Regions from separate parts of the Homo sapiens genome. Here all the other regions are linked to region 2. Evidence: read pairs that join two places in POLR2A ChIA-PET (ENCODE). Cell type or tissue: A673. All regions are shown on one strand.

Region 1 (5,000 bases), 140 kb after region 2:
TCACTTCAGTGGCTCTGTTTTAACTGTGCCCTTGTATTCTTTACTGACCGTTGGAGAAGCCGATTGTTTTCTTGCCCCAGCTTCAGAGGCACTAAACCCTTCACCTTGACTTCTCTTAGAACAGCAAAGCTAGGGAAGGAAGAAAAAAGGAGGGCTGAAAGATATAACAAAGGACCTTGATGCTCTTATCACATGGGTAATTATTGTGCTCACATACATGGGATGTCAGGGAGGCAGCGTGTTTGCTGCACGAGGGGGCTTCTATTTACAACATGTTTGGCACTTTTTTTATGTGTAGGGAGTTTGTAAGTTGTGCATTTCTACCTTTGTAGATTGTGAAACTTGGTCATGAAACATGTGAGTTTTGAAAATCGTGTCCTCCTGAAAAGAAGACAATGAAAACGACTTTTCAATATGGATAAATTTCAGAAAATCGATTGTCTTAATGCCTTTTCCATGGTAGTATACAAGAGGTGTAGGACTAATGGTGTGCTTCCAATAGAGCTAAGTGCTAATGCTTTTAATAAACTTCCTTTTCCTCATGGCAGATGCATATTTAGTATATATTTTTATTTGGCTTTACAAATTCTATCGCAGCTTCAAAGATACCTCCTAGAAACTTTAAAAGATTAAGTATTTACCTTGGACAAAGCATTCAATCCTTGCATCTCACGTTGGATAATTATAGGCCACATTTCCTTTCAGTGTTTCCGAGAGCTGAGTTAAATTTTGAAGGAGAAGTGTTCTATTTGAGCTGCGTGAACAAAGCCAAGTTTGTGTACTACAGGGCAAGCCCAAGGGGGTTTTGCTAAGACAGATGAAATGATTGTGGTGAAATCAAACTACCTCTGCAGCTCCTTGGTCCAGTTTATCCACTCTCCTGGGGGTTCTCCTTTGCCTGAGAAAAAGTCCAGCAGTGGCCAAGCAGAGGTGGATCAAATGAAGCAGAGATGAATGTCTACACCCACCCTGGGGGCCTCAGGTGGGAGGAAAAAGACAGAGCCGAAGGAGCACTTGGAAAATTGTGAGATGTTATTGTTGTTATGATTCTGATCTTTAACTGCCGAAGATATGCAGGTGGCTTTGCTCTCGTTCCCTTCACTGTTGGAGAAAGTAATCAGACAGGTGGAACTAGTAACGTGTCTACCTTTAATTTTTGAACTGATCCAAATGTAACAAAATTACAAAATCCAGTTTTGTCTAAACAGTCTAGCAGAAGTAGTTGCTTACACAATACACTCAATTCAGAAATTGATGAAACTGTTACCTCATAGCTACGATGAACTGATGCTTTAGAAAGACAAAACACCCAGGACACCAGGTCTTTTTTGTGTATGTGACTTGTAAAATCCCTGGTACCAGGGTTGTAGGGATGTACCCCATTTTACACACAACGTATATCAGAGTGAAAGTGTTGTCCTTCACAGGGTGAGGATTTACAGGACCATGGCAGAATTATTGGGCTTTGTTTCCCAAAGGAGTAATGATCTTGGAGCCATCTTTCTTAGCAAATGGAATATTCTTAACGTGATGAAAATCAAGTTGCTGTACCCTAAAATCTCATTGCAAATGAATTTTCGTATTTGGATCTGCTTACACACTCAGTATAACCAGATCCAAATATAAACAGCCTAGTTCCCTAACTTCTCAGTAACATCTGGCTAATTTTAACTTGTGGCTAGAGGTTGAAACCATGTGAAATCCTGTGGTTACAGTAATTTCCACCAGGAAACCATGAGCAGCTGAGTGGCATGTCAGTGAAGAATTTTCAGGACAGTGTATTTTTATTTCCAAGTTTGAACTTGAGGTTTGGTAACAAACACAGACTCACTGGCAAATGAGTTCTACACACAGCTCTGGAAGCAGAAATGTTGAAAGTTTTCCTTTCTCTGAAAAATGTTCTCTTTTATTAATAGAATTTTAGTAGCTGGAAGAGAGTCTTTCTGAGACGAAGCAGACAGTAGATGATAAAGGATTCCTCATTGCCTTCCAAACAATACCCTGATTGTTAAGACGTGCCAGGTGTTGTGTGTGTGTGTGTGTGTGTGTGTGTGTGTGTGTGTGTGTGTGTATGTTGTTGTTTTTTTTGCTTTGTATTTTAGTAGAGACGTGGTTTTGCCATGTTGCCCAGACTGGTCTCGAACTCCTGACCTCAAGTGATCCATCCGCCTTGGCCTCCCAAAGTGCCGGGATTACCAAGTGTAAGCCACTGCGCCTGGCCAGAGATGCCATTTTCTGAGTAGGTTTATTTATCGCCTTGAATCCAGACCATGATCTGTGAAATTGGCAGTATTATTCCCATTGAAAACATGAAGTAAATCAGGCTGTGAGTGGTTTCAAACAAACAAAACTTCAGAAACTCCCATCTTTCTTCCTTGACATAAAACAGCTTCACACATGGAACTCCCACTGTGCCTTGCCCTCCTTTCCACCCAGGCCATTGTTTTACCTGTTTCAGAATTGGGAGACACGTGTGATTTAGGTGGGGAAGAAAGCACACGGTCAGCTTGTCCTGGGCCCGGCTTAAGTATATTCTAATCATCACCCACACAGCATTAGCTCTGATGTTGACTGTGTGGCAAACGGGGCTTCTTTGCAACAGTTTGTTCTCAAGGTTGGTGGCCTCCAGTTAGGGCTTATCTTTAAGTTACTTCTTGGGAACGGGGCCAGATCAATACTGTATTCTTTCAGACCTCTCTAAACCCAGCGGGGAAGGCAATCACCGTAGTGCAGCTCCCTGCACCTTCTGGAGCAGATCAATATTCCGACAGCGCGAAGCTTTGTTCCTTCCCCAGCTTTAAGATGTCCTGCATGCTCTACATGATTGCTTAAAGGCGTGCTTTCCTTTCCCCGGTATGACAACACCGCTCCCGACCTGATCTTCCTAATACCATCACTGTAATTGCCTTGACATGAAATAGCAGCACCAACTCAGCGCGCGGGCTTTGAGGTGTTTTATCTTTTTTGAACATCTCTATTAGCAAAGGGTGTTGATTTGGCTTTAATATGTAGCCGGAGCTTTAAGGCGAACCTGCACTTATTTACACTGGTTTGCGAAACCCACCGAGATGATTTTACCCATGGGAATCATATAGGGGACTGTTTCAGGGGAGAGGAAGATATAAACTCCTAAGCCCAAGCATATTAGCTTAAACTTTATGCTGCTTGAAGCCCATTATATCTACCCCATACTGCCACAGCAATTGTCTTAGAAGGGCTCTGTGCCTTATTTACTTTTTAAGTGATGCTGGGTAAAATGAAGTATTTATTTTACTGTTTTCAGCCAACATTCCATTAAGCAGTAAATAACACCAAGGCTCAGCAATCTCATTTTTCCAATTTTTATTTTTTTGTTGTTGTTGTTGCCTGCTAAGCAAACTCATTGATATAGTCTGAATCCTTACCATACATGACTTTCCTCCTTTTCCCTCCTACTTTCTGCAGCTCTTCCAAATAAAGCCAACTGAAATGCATTTTAAAAGATGTCGTTACATGACAGCATTAACAACAGAAAAGTTTAGATGGAAACCCACTACTTTGCCTAAAGAAGGAAAGCCAAGTACTTCAGTCTGCATTCAGTTTGCTTTAAACACATCCGTTTAGGTGGCTCACGCCTGTCATCCCAGCACTTCGGGAGGCAGAGGCACGCAGATCACCTGAGGTCAGGAGTTCGAGACCAGCCTGGCCAACATGGTGAACCCCATCTCTACTAAAAATACAAAAATTAGCCGGGCATGGTGGCGGGTGCCTGTAATCCCAGCTATTCAGGAGGCTGAGGCAGGAGAATTGCTTGAACCCGGGAGGTAGGAGGAGGCTGCAGTGAGCCGAGATCATGCCGCACTCCAGCCTGGGTGACAGAGTGAGACTCCATCTCAAAAAAAAAAAAAGACTCCTCCTAGGACTTCATCTTATAATCTATATGTGCTGCACTTAGTCCTAAATTCCACTATGCTCTGCTGTAGCCTTGAGACTCTCCCCATATTGTTCGCTTGTCCTAACCCCAGACACACAGAACTCTCAGTCTTTCTTTGTTCCTCTATCCTCTCACCCTTCAAGGTCTGGTATCAATCTCAGCCCCTTTGGAAACCTTTGGAAACTGGTCCAATCCAATGAGTCACAACAAAGCACTGCAGTACAATTGCTTGGATTATAATCAGTGTGATCATATAAACATTTGCTGCCAAAAACAGCTGAACTTCCAAAATTTGCCAATGATTTGCTTTTCTAAAATGATAATTGGGGTGGACTCAAGGTTATCCTTAATCATCTTATTCTCTCACTGGCATGCTGATATATTTTTAAGAATGATAGGAAAGGGTGGGGCTGCACAACCTTAATTGCACCTTTCTTGAAGCCTGTCTTATGGAACTCAGAGGTCACTGATGACTAACTGCTGCGTGGTGTTAGGTATTCGAGGTATGTCATCATGTCCCCAAATATATCATTTTGATGTACTGGGTCATCCACAGACTCAATACAATACTTTATGCATATCATTAGGAACAGAAAAAAAATACTTGTTAAAATGTTGGCTGGTAGAAGTTATCCTTTCATAGAAACCATGTGTATCAGTGGATGCTACATGCACCATTACTATGAAAAAATCCACAGCAGAGGGAAATAATTCAGAACGACTCGTGTGTTGCAAACTAATTAGATGAATTGTCACTTCTTATGGCAGATATATCAAGTAAAGTTACTTTAGTTAGTAGCTTACTTTAATTTAATACTCAGTCCATTTCAGGTTGAATATTTAAGTACAGCTCCTGATTATGTTGGCTTGCTAAGCTATATAATTAAAAAGTGGAGCTGAAATATTCTGATGCTTTAAGCTGTTATATATAGGCAAGGAAAGAAACCAGCTTGTCAGATAGTTGACTGTCTTCAGGGGAGAGGGGAAAGAATTGGTTTTACTCCCTGGAACAGCTCAGAATGACAGCCCCATAGCAATGTGAGGTTGCAAAATACATGTAACATTTATAATGTATAGAGATGAGAGG
Region 2 (5,000 bases):
TGGGTAAACCATGCGTTTCATTGGTGGGGTTGAGAGCAACACTCAGAGGAGAGACTCGGGATAAAGGTGCCTTGAAATCGGAGACAACAGTAGCAGATAAAGAGGATGTGGATTGAGCCTACCTTGTGAACTCAAGATCCTGGTACTTTACATCAACAGGGGTTAATATTCCAAAGTGTGCCTTAGGACTTTGGGGAAGCTTCCTAACTATAGACCAAGTATCAGTAGGACACAGTTTCTTTAATGTTATCAGTTTGGGAAACCTCGTTTGGGCGTTTGGCTGAAAGAAATGGATATGTGTTAAAAACCTTGTTACACAACCAGCAGCAGTATAAAGTACACTGATTTTATTTCTTATTTGCAATAGATAGGAAATAACCGAACTTACTGACTTTCCTCCTGTTACAGACTGTTGTCATCATTCTGTCAATTTTCAGTAATCAAAGACATATGTACACACACACTAATACATATGCACATATAAATGCACACACACACACAAAGGAAATTGGAGATACTAAACCAAGGTTTAAAACAGATGTATTTTGTCTCAAAATGTCCATTTTTATAAAATAATTCGCAACATTATTTAAATTATAAATTTCTCTATGAATCTAAAATAGAATTTTATTTACATGTAAAATCAGTATTTATGGAATTAATGTTCCATACCAAAAAAATTAACATTTTCACAATAGGATAAAAGCAGATAAACAAATTATTCTAGAAATGGTTCTCATTTGGCCTTGTCTGAAAATTGTTGAAGAAAACAGATTTTATTTTTGAACTATTGTTTCCAACACAGCCTGTGCTGTCTGGGAATGTGATGTTGAGTCACTTGCAAAGGTTCAAAGAGATCTCTAAATTTCCACACACATAAAAATGGCAAAGACTATATTATATACACTTTTGCACAAACTAATAAAGATTACTAAGGCTAGATCTGCTCATACAAAGTGTGGAATTTAAGCCTGAAATTAGATGACAACTTTTAAAATGAGAACCTGTTGCCTTCCTGAGCTGCCGTGGAGAAGGACGACATAGACACCAGGACTGGGTAAACCTGATCTAGAGCTTGGATCTGCCAATGTATTCACTGTGTGAGTCCGGGAAAGTTACTTCACCTCTCTTTGCTTCCGTTTTCTCTTTCAGTGAATGGAGATCGTTTGGCGAATTGAATCAGGTCCTCAAGTTTCATCGCCATTGACTACTGAAGGTGTGATTTGCAGCAAGCTCCTTTACTTTCCCTATGGTTTTCCCTGCTACAAAATGCGGCAATTCTTAACTCACAGAATTCTTGAGATGATTAAATAGGATATGTATGGTTCTGAGTGCAGAATATCGAACACAGAGGCCTTTGATAGTAACAAGAGGCTTCTACTCTGTGTTAGGAACTATTTCACGGACTGGCAATACCTAGATGAATAAAAACCAGCACAGCCTCTGACTTCAAAGAACCCACTAAAGTTGAGATGCCCTAGGGATTAAATAAGACAGTGTCCCTAAAGCTATCTAGCGTATGTGAGCACTCAATACACGTTATTAATACTTTTTCCTTTTATGATTGGTTTGATGGACTTAGAGTCCTGACTCTCAAAGGCTCCAGCTGGAGATGTTTAATGAATAAGAGACCTAAATATGTAATTTTCACATCTTAAGATTTGTCATCAATTTTTAAAATTGTTGCAGCGTGTGTAGTTCTTACTTTTAATACTAATAATCTTTTTCTGGGTATCTATTAATATGTAGAAAGCTTCACTTCCACCACATCGCATAATGCTTTCCACCGCCTTATAAGGGTATAATATTCCCATTTTCCTAATGACTTAAAGTGGCTCAAAGAGGTTAGGTGACATGCCAAAGTTCAGGTAAGCATGAGTGTGTGCACACACATACACACACCACACACACACTCTGCTTGGAGCTGTGCCCCCTCCATGCCCAGGTGGGAGCTGCCTGGTGCACCGCACCTTAGGAGAAGCCGAATTTGGTGGCACTTCATTCTGTCAGACAATTAAGGCGACAGAGAGGAGCAGCCCGAAAACTGTAAGGCCACGGTTAAGGAAGGGGACAGCTGCTTCACCTGCCCATCTCGCAGCTGGGTTTGGGAGTGACTCGGTGCAAGGTAGTGACTGCACTGCCCAGAGGTTAGAAAGAGCGATGCTCTCCAAGGCTTCCCATGCGCGTAATTGTGTTGGAAGAGCTAGCGTGTTCATGCTGGATGTGGTGATAATAACAGTAACAGCAGCAACAGCAATAATAATACTGTCCTATCTTTTTTTTTTTTTTTTTTTTTTTTTTTTCAGAAAAGATAGCCTAAAAGGGTTAAGAATCCCAGCAAGACACAACATAGATGGGCTGAAAACTCGTGGCAGGATGGAAGGGTATAAAGACGCCGGGGAAGTGGCTGGGGAATAATAAAATAAGAGGGAAGCTAAACCAGTGACCCTTGTCGGCAGTGAAAAGCGGGAGATTAGAAAATGTTTCATGCTAATTTCCATGGAGATTTCTTTAATTTAGCGAAGACTGCTTCCCGGGCTCCGCCTGGCCCGCGCCGGCCCGCGTCCTCGGTGGTCTGGGCGCCCCGGCTGAGCCGCTAGCGGGTCACTCGGGCGGCTCCGACGTCTCTATCAGCCGCGCCCGCGCCGCCCGCCTCCCCGCGCTGCTGCCCGGCTCTCGGGCTCTCGCTTTTTTTTTTTTTTTTTCTTTCCGCGGCAGTCTTAGGATTCTTGTCACATGATGGCTTCATCGGGCCCTTCTCCTCCTGATCCTTTCAAGCTCTTTCTCCTGCCTGGCATATCAAAGGAGATTTGTGGGTCACCGAGCCGGGACGCAGCATATAAAGTCATCAGCCTGGCCGGCACCACCTCGATCATTTGCCGCATTGTTCTTGCAAGGAGCCCAGGATGGCTGTGGCTTTTTAATAACTAGCTTAGTAGTTAGCCGAAAAATCTTAGTTTTTAAAAATACAAAAAAAAAAAAAAAAAAAAAAGAGACAGTCTGATAGTTTATTTGTTTTTCCATACACTCTTAATTGAAACTCAGTAGCAGCCTAAGATAAAGCAACACATCCGATGAATTAAAATGTTTCACAGAATCTTTATTACTTAGCGTTATTATTGTTCTAGAATGAAATGAACAATTTAAATACGGAACCCGCTTGCTAATTCAACAACGAGGTTACAAACTGCACTTTTTAAATACATATTGTACGCTTATGTGAGCACAAGCCTTTTAGAGAATAACTGTTTTAAGTTTACCGCGTAATTGAAACTCCAACAACTTCACCATCATAGGGAAGTACGTTTTAAGTGGAAGGTTTCTGCAGTGTATATGGAGGTGGATGCCTGCGTGGTTATGTGTGTATATACAGTATAACATAGTCTCCAAAATCAGCCCCAGAGATAGGCTCCGTATTTCAACTCGTTTCCAGGTAAAGATTGCTTTTGTTTGCAGAATTATGTAGGACAGATCAGAAGATTGCCTCTTCCTGCTTCCTCACTGAGTTTCCACCTGCTTCATCTACTTTTCTTAATTCCTACCGAAGCTGCAACTAAGGCCTGAGGCACTGGCTTCAGTGAAAATTTTATTGGAGTAAAACTCTTCTGCCAAGTCATTTTTGATCAAAGATATTTCCGTAGCTGTTGCTGCTCCTACAGTCTGAATTCTCTTCTCTACTTTTTCTCTTGTGCTTTACTTTAGACCTTCTGGCTGCATTTCCAGAGCGTTACTGTTATGTTGCCTTACCTTTTTACAGGCATAACTTTTATTAATTTGCCTTAGTTAGTTACAGCCTGAAAGGTCAGGGCAAGTTTCTTTGGCATTAGTCATCTAGCATAAAATTTGCCTATAAAAAAGGAAGTGTCCCCTTGAAACCTTGCCTCATGATAAGACATAAATTCCTAATCACTGTGATGTGTTTGGGGAAGGAATGTGGGAGTCCTGCATTAAAATTTAAAATAAGATTTTGTCTTCAATCCTTACAATTCATGTGACCATCTAAGTGTAGCAAATACATAAATTGTGTGCCTTACACAATATCAAAAATATAACATGGTTTATGTACATAAGTAAATTCACAAGTACTCTATTTAGCTAAAGAAAAGTTATTGAGGCCCTTTTCTAGAACTTTACCATTTCAATAATTAGAAGTAATTCAGAGTCGCCATGGCTATTATATGTTCATTCCACTGTTTCCTACTTCCATACCCATAACAGACATTGAAGGAAAATCCTACTCTAGGTCACACTTAGCCTCAACAGTTCATCCCACCCACCCTCCAGAGGGCCAGCGCCAATCTACCGTACAAATGCTATTGACCATCCCTGATCAAGAGTAGCAAGCATATTTTGTGGTTGTGAACTACTAAAGTCACCTCTTACGACTAGTTCTTGAATATTTAGAATGTAAAATTTTTATTCAGTGTCCCCTATGACAGGTTCATTTTACATTTTTTTTCCAACCCGAGTGATTTTGGACAGATGTTTGACTCTTATTTTGATATTCCATTGTGAGAATATCCTGGACTTCATTCATGAAATATAGAGACCTTTTGGATAACTCATTGAATACTATCAACTGAAGTTCGATTTTGAAAATGAGAAAAAAACATATAATATTTACAAATAGCTGCCATGTTCATTAGCTGATGATAATTGATAATGCTATCATACCTGTATATCTCCACAGTGAAAATCTGTGATCCATAATCAATTAAAATATTTTTATGAGTATATAAAAATCCTTTTTAGCTAACAGAACATGGACAGGCTATTAAGGAGTTTTTCTTTCTTTTCTATTTCTAATATACATACATTTTCTATGTCAGATTTTTACAGTGAGGCACGGAGTCTGTGGTAGATATATTCATCTGGAGATGAAACATACTTAGACTGACAGGATTTGGGATTTGGTAATCCCTCAATCATATAAGTGAGCATGGGTCACTTCTGTAAAAATAAAACCTTAGCTGGCATATTGGGGAAAAATACCTGACTTA
Region 3 (5,000 bases), 89 kb after region 2:
AGGTTAAGGAGAGGGTGAGAGCAGGACGAAAAGGGGTATGGCTATAAAAGGGGAACCTTAGGGACCTTTGTGGTGATTAAATGTTCTGTACCTTTACTGTATCAGTGTCTGGTTGTGATATTATAATATAGTGTATTAGTCCATTCTCACACTGCTAATAAAGACATATCTGAGACTAGGTAATTTATAAAGGAAAGAGGTTTAATTGACTCACAGTTCTGCAGGGCTTGGGAGGCCTCAGGAAACTTACAATTAATGATGGAAGGGGAAGCAAACATGTTCCTCTTCACATGGTGGCAGCAAGGAGAAGAGCAAAGCAAACGGAGGGGAGAGCCCCTTATGAAACCATCAGATCTTGTGAGAACTCACTCACTATCATAAGCACAGCAACATGGGGGCAACTGCCCCCAGGATTCCATTACCTCCCGCCAGGTCCCTCCCATGACATTTGGGGATTATGGGAACTACAGTGGGGACACAACCAAACCATATCATATAGTTTTGCAAGATGTTACCACTGGGGGAAACTGGTTAAAGGGCACACAGGATGTCTCTGTAATATCTTTTACAACTATATGTGAACCTATCATAATCTCAAAACAAATGTTTAATTAAAACATGAATGGCATTAAAAACTCATTTTGTACTTGAAGGAGGAACAATGCATTGTGGAATGAATTCATGTAATCACTAGGTGTGCCATTTACTCCTGACTCAGTGTTTTAAGCATCCCATTACTGTAAAGGCATTAGACACAGATAATTAATGAAATCAATCATAATTAATTCCTTCAGTGTTCCTACACTCATAGTATATATTTCCTGAAGAGTTTCAGTCCAATTTGACATTAATGGAGACGGAAAATAGTAAAAAGATTTTGAATTTATAGGATGATGTTACACATTATAAGGTTTTTTTTTGTCATCGAGAGGTACTTGTGGCTTTATAAAGCGAAAGTGGGAAGCTCCAATAGTTCATCAGGATCAGTCCATCATTATGATGGATTTTACATGAATCGAATAGGCATATAAAATAATAATATTTTACTATCTTGGTTTTTCTAAGTCTAGGCTGTAGCTAGATTTTTTTTTTTTTTTTTTTTGGCAACAGGGCATAATAATGGTACCGATGTGTTTAATTTTAAATTGAGGTATCAGTTAAATAGAGTGGAATGAAGAGTTCTGAAGTGTGTAGAGGATCGTTCTTGACAAATGTTCACTCCCATACAACCCACAGCCCTGTAGCACACGCTTACATCGCTCCAGATAGCTTCCTCATGCCTTCCTCAAAACACAGTCATTTATCTCTTATTTCTTTCACTATGACACCATTTCCTTTATGGAGTGTATAAAGCGTTATTTGTAAAAATCAGGTTAGGTGTTTTAGTGATCAAGTTGTAGAAGTTCTATATATCATATGGATATAAGCTATTATATTTGTCACATATAAGTACTGGTGTCATAGAGATGAGTAGCTATGCCTATATGTAATAAAACCATACAGTTTGTATGCTTTTTTGTCTGGATTTTTTGATCAGCATCATGCTTTCAAGATTCATTCATTAGTTATTTAGTTTATAGCTTAATAGTATCTTATCATAAGAATATAATGATTTAATCAATTCTGCTGATAAACATTTAAACAGTTTCTATTTTGGAGCTATTATAAATAAAGCTGCCACCAATATTATTGTACAAATCTTTTTGTGGATACATGGTACCATTTTCTTTTCTTGAGTAAGTATCTAAAATATAAATCTACATATCCAAGCTCCACAAACTCCAAGTAGAATAAATGTAAGAGATCCCAGACACATCGTAGTCAGGAAGTAAAATGAAAAAGACAAGAGGAAATGTATAAAGCAGCAAGAGACATGACTCATCACATACAAAGAGGTCCCAGAAGGTTAAAGAATGACTTCCGATCAAGAATAACAAAGGTTAGAAGGTAGTGGGATGACATGTTCAAAGAGCAGAAAGAAAAACGAAACTTAATAGAAAAATCTTCTACCTAGCAAGTCATCTTTAAAAAATGCTATTGAAAAACAATAGCCACAGATAAGCAAAAACTGAGAGAATTGATAGCAGACCCAACTAACAAGATATACTAAGGCAGTCACACTGAAAGCAAGTGACACTAGACAGCAATCTGAATACATATTTTAGACAAAAAAGAACCAGCAAAGATATGTGGGTATTTTATAAAGACATGTTAACTACATATTTATTCTATTTTATCCTCATAACTGATTAGCTGATTTAAAAGCCATCAAACTATACAGAGAGAGAGAGAGAGAGAGAGAGAGAGAGTACACTGTGATTGTTAATATTGAGTGCCAACTTGATTGGATTGAAGAATGCCAAGTATTGTTCCTGGGTGTGTCTGTGAGGGTGTTGCCAAAGGAGACTAACATTTGAGTCAGTGGGCTGGGAGAAGCCGACCCACCCTCAATCTGGGTGAGCACCATCTAATCAGCTGCCAGTGGGGCTGGAATAAAGCAAGCAGAAAACTTGGAAAGAGCAGATTTCTGAGTCTTCTGGCCTTTATCTTTCTCCTGTGCTGGATGCTTCCTGCCCTCGAACATCAGCCTCCAAGTTCTTCAGCTTTTGAACTCTTGGACTTATACCAGTGGTTTACCATGTGCTCTCAGGCCTCTGGCCACAGACTGCACCATCAGCTTCCACATTTTTGAGGTTTTGGGACTCAGACTGAGCCAACACTGGCTTCTTTGCTCCTCAACTTGCAGACAACCTACCATAGGATTTTACCTTGTGATTGTGTGAGTCAATTCTCCTTAATAAACTCCCTTCACATATACATATATCCTACTAGTTCTGTCTCTCTAGAGAACTCTGACCAATATATATACTATATATATATATAGTATTTTTGATCTTATAACATACAGAAATATATTTTACAATAATGGCACAAAGAAGTTGAGTGGGAATAAACCTGTATTGGAGAAACACAAGGACATCAGATAATAAGTCAAATTCACAGGAAGAAAGGATAAGAACCTGAAAGAAAAAAATGAGATCATAGTTAAGACAAACCTAAATATACATTCTCCTTTCTTCTCTCAACATCTTTAAAAGATATAACTTATCAAAAGTAATAACTAGAACAATGTAATTGTTGGATTAATTATACGTATAGAAACAAAATGTACAAAATAATGACAAAAGGGTAAGTGAGAATACAGATATGTAGGAATAAAGTTTCTGTATCTCACTGAAAATTAGTATTTGGAATAGATTCTGGTATGTATATTGTAAGTTCTAGAGAAATCACTAAGGAAATCTTAAAAATTTTGAAAAGAAAAGCTTTATATGAATTAAAATGACACATTAGAAAATACTCATTTAAGAAAAAACAGGCAAAAAGCAGAGATAAATGAGCAAGAACAAAAAATGAGGCATATAGACCTAGAAAAGCAAAATAACAGACAAATCACACCATATTAAGAATGGCATTAAAATGAATGATTTATACAAATAAATCAAAAGGTAGCAATTGCTAAAATTTATTTAAAACAAATAAAAATACCCAAGTATGTACTTTCTTCAAGAGTTCCAAATTCTATTGAAAGATACAAATATGTTGGATGTAAAGAATGCAGAAATATATTATCATGAAAACAGTAACTATAAACAAGCTGGAATGGCTATGCTGATATTGGACAAAAATGAACTTGATATGAAGAAGAAGACAGAAAATATCATTAGAGATAAAGAATAAAAGTTTTAGGTATCAGAAATATATAAAAATTATAAATTAACAACTGAATTCCCAAATATGTAATGTAAAACTCTCAAAATTGACGAGAAGATAGGGAACTCAGAAATAATGGTTATAGACTTCAATACTCCACTATTAACCACGGAAGGAATAACCAAAAAGGAGACTAACGTGGCAATAAAGAAGTTGAACAACACTAGAAATGCATAGAAATAACATACACCTCTAAGACATTGCATTCCACAATAGCAGAGTACATAGCTAGTGTAGGTGAAACGTTCACTATCACCAGGACCTGGGTCATAAGATTAGCCTAAAAAAAATGAAAGGATTAAATTCATATTAAGCATGTTTTTAACCACAATGGAATAATATTAGAAATCAATTACAAAGGAAGTTTGAGAAATTTACAGATATGTGGAAATTCAAGCCCTTAAAATACCAGTGGGTTCAAAGAAGAGAAAGCAGAAACTATTTGAAGATAAAGGAAAAGAAGAACACAGCATACCAAAACTTACAGGATATAGCTGAAGCAGTGCTTATAGAAAAATATATAGCTGTAAACACCTTTATTTTAAAAGAAGAAATGTTTCAAAGAATAGTGGGCAAATATGGCTTCTCCCCAAAGATCTCTAATCTCTGGAACCTGTGTATTACCTCTTACATGACAAAAGGGAATTAAGTGTGCGTATGGAATTAGATTTACTAATGAGCTGACCGTAAAGTAGGAGGATTATTGTGGATTATTCAGATAGATCCAATGGAATCACACGAATCTCTAAACGTGGAAGAGAGAATCAGAAGAGAGAACTGGAGAGTCAGAGTGAGAATTGAAGATGCTACATTCTTGGTTTTAAAGGTCAAGGGAAGGGCTTATGCACCAGGGAATGCGGGAAGCCTCTAGCAACTGGAAAAGACAAGGAAATAGATTCTCCTCCAGAGTCTCCAGAAAAGAACCCAGCCCCACTGACATCTTGACATATGCTTAGACATATGCTTGACTTGAAACAACAGAACTGTAAGATAAAAAATTTGTATTAAGTTCATAAATTTGTATTAATTTGTTACAACAGCAATAGAAAATGAAAACACTAATCAGTAAACTTAACATTTTAAGACTAGAAAAATATGCCCAAAGCAGTCAGAGGAAGGGAATAATAAGAATTAGAATAAAACTTAATTTAAAAAGGAAATAAATAAAATCAAAACATCCTTTTTAAAAAAAAATTAACAACATTAACCTCAGCTAGACTTATAAA

Evidence for each region. Peaks named below come from ENCODE experiments on the same cell type or tissue, not always from the same donor. Only the 100,000 strongest peaks of a DNase experiment are listed, where the experiment ranks them.
Region 1: POLR2A ChIA-PET joins it to region 2 with 10 read pairs; 1 of 35 experiments calls an interaction of 5 or more read pairs at or near these places.
Region 3: POLR2A ChIA-PET joins it to region 2 with 5 read pairs; 2 of 35 experiments call an interaction of 5 or more read pairs at or near these places.

The regions. Positions count from the first base shown.
Region 1 is chr15:97,083,140-97,088,139 of GRCh38, forward strand. LOC105371004 (a long non-coding RNA gene) reads right to left here. Exons shown (of 5, transcript XR_932683.2): 2 at 1-129. Among named protein-coding and RNA genes, the nearest start is that of LINC02253, 150 kb to the right of the region's middle. In A673, no CTCF peak of the experiment used is centred here; DNase peaks (open chromatin) are centred at 1,722 and 2,962; H3K27ac peaks cover 5,000 bases.
Region 2 is chr15:96,945,372-96,950,371 of GRCh38, forward strand. No RefSeq gene overlaps it. Among named protein-coding and RNA genes, the nearest start is that of SPATA8, 160 kb to the left of the region's middle. In A673, no CTCF peak of the experiment used is centred here; DNase peaks (open chromatin) are centred at 2,430 and 2,690; H3K4me3 peaks cover 1,112 bases; H3K27ac peaks cover 549 bases.
Region 3 is chr15:97,034,605-97,039,604 of GRCh38, forward strand. No RefSeq gene overlaps it. Among named protein-coding and RNA genes, the nearest start is that of LINC02253, 200 kb to the right of the region's middle. In A673, no CTCF peak of the experiment used is centred here; a DNase peak (open chromatin) is centred at 1,887.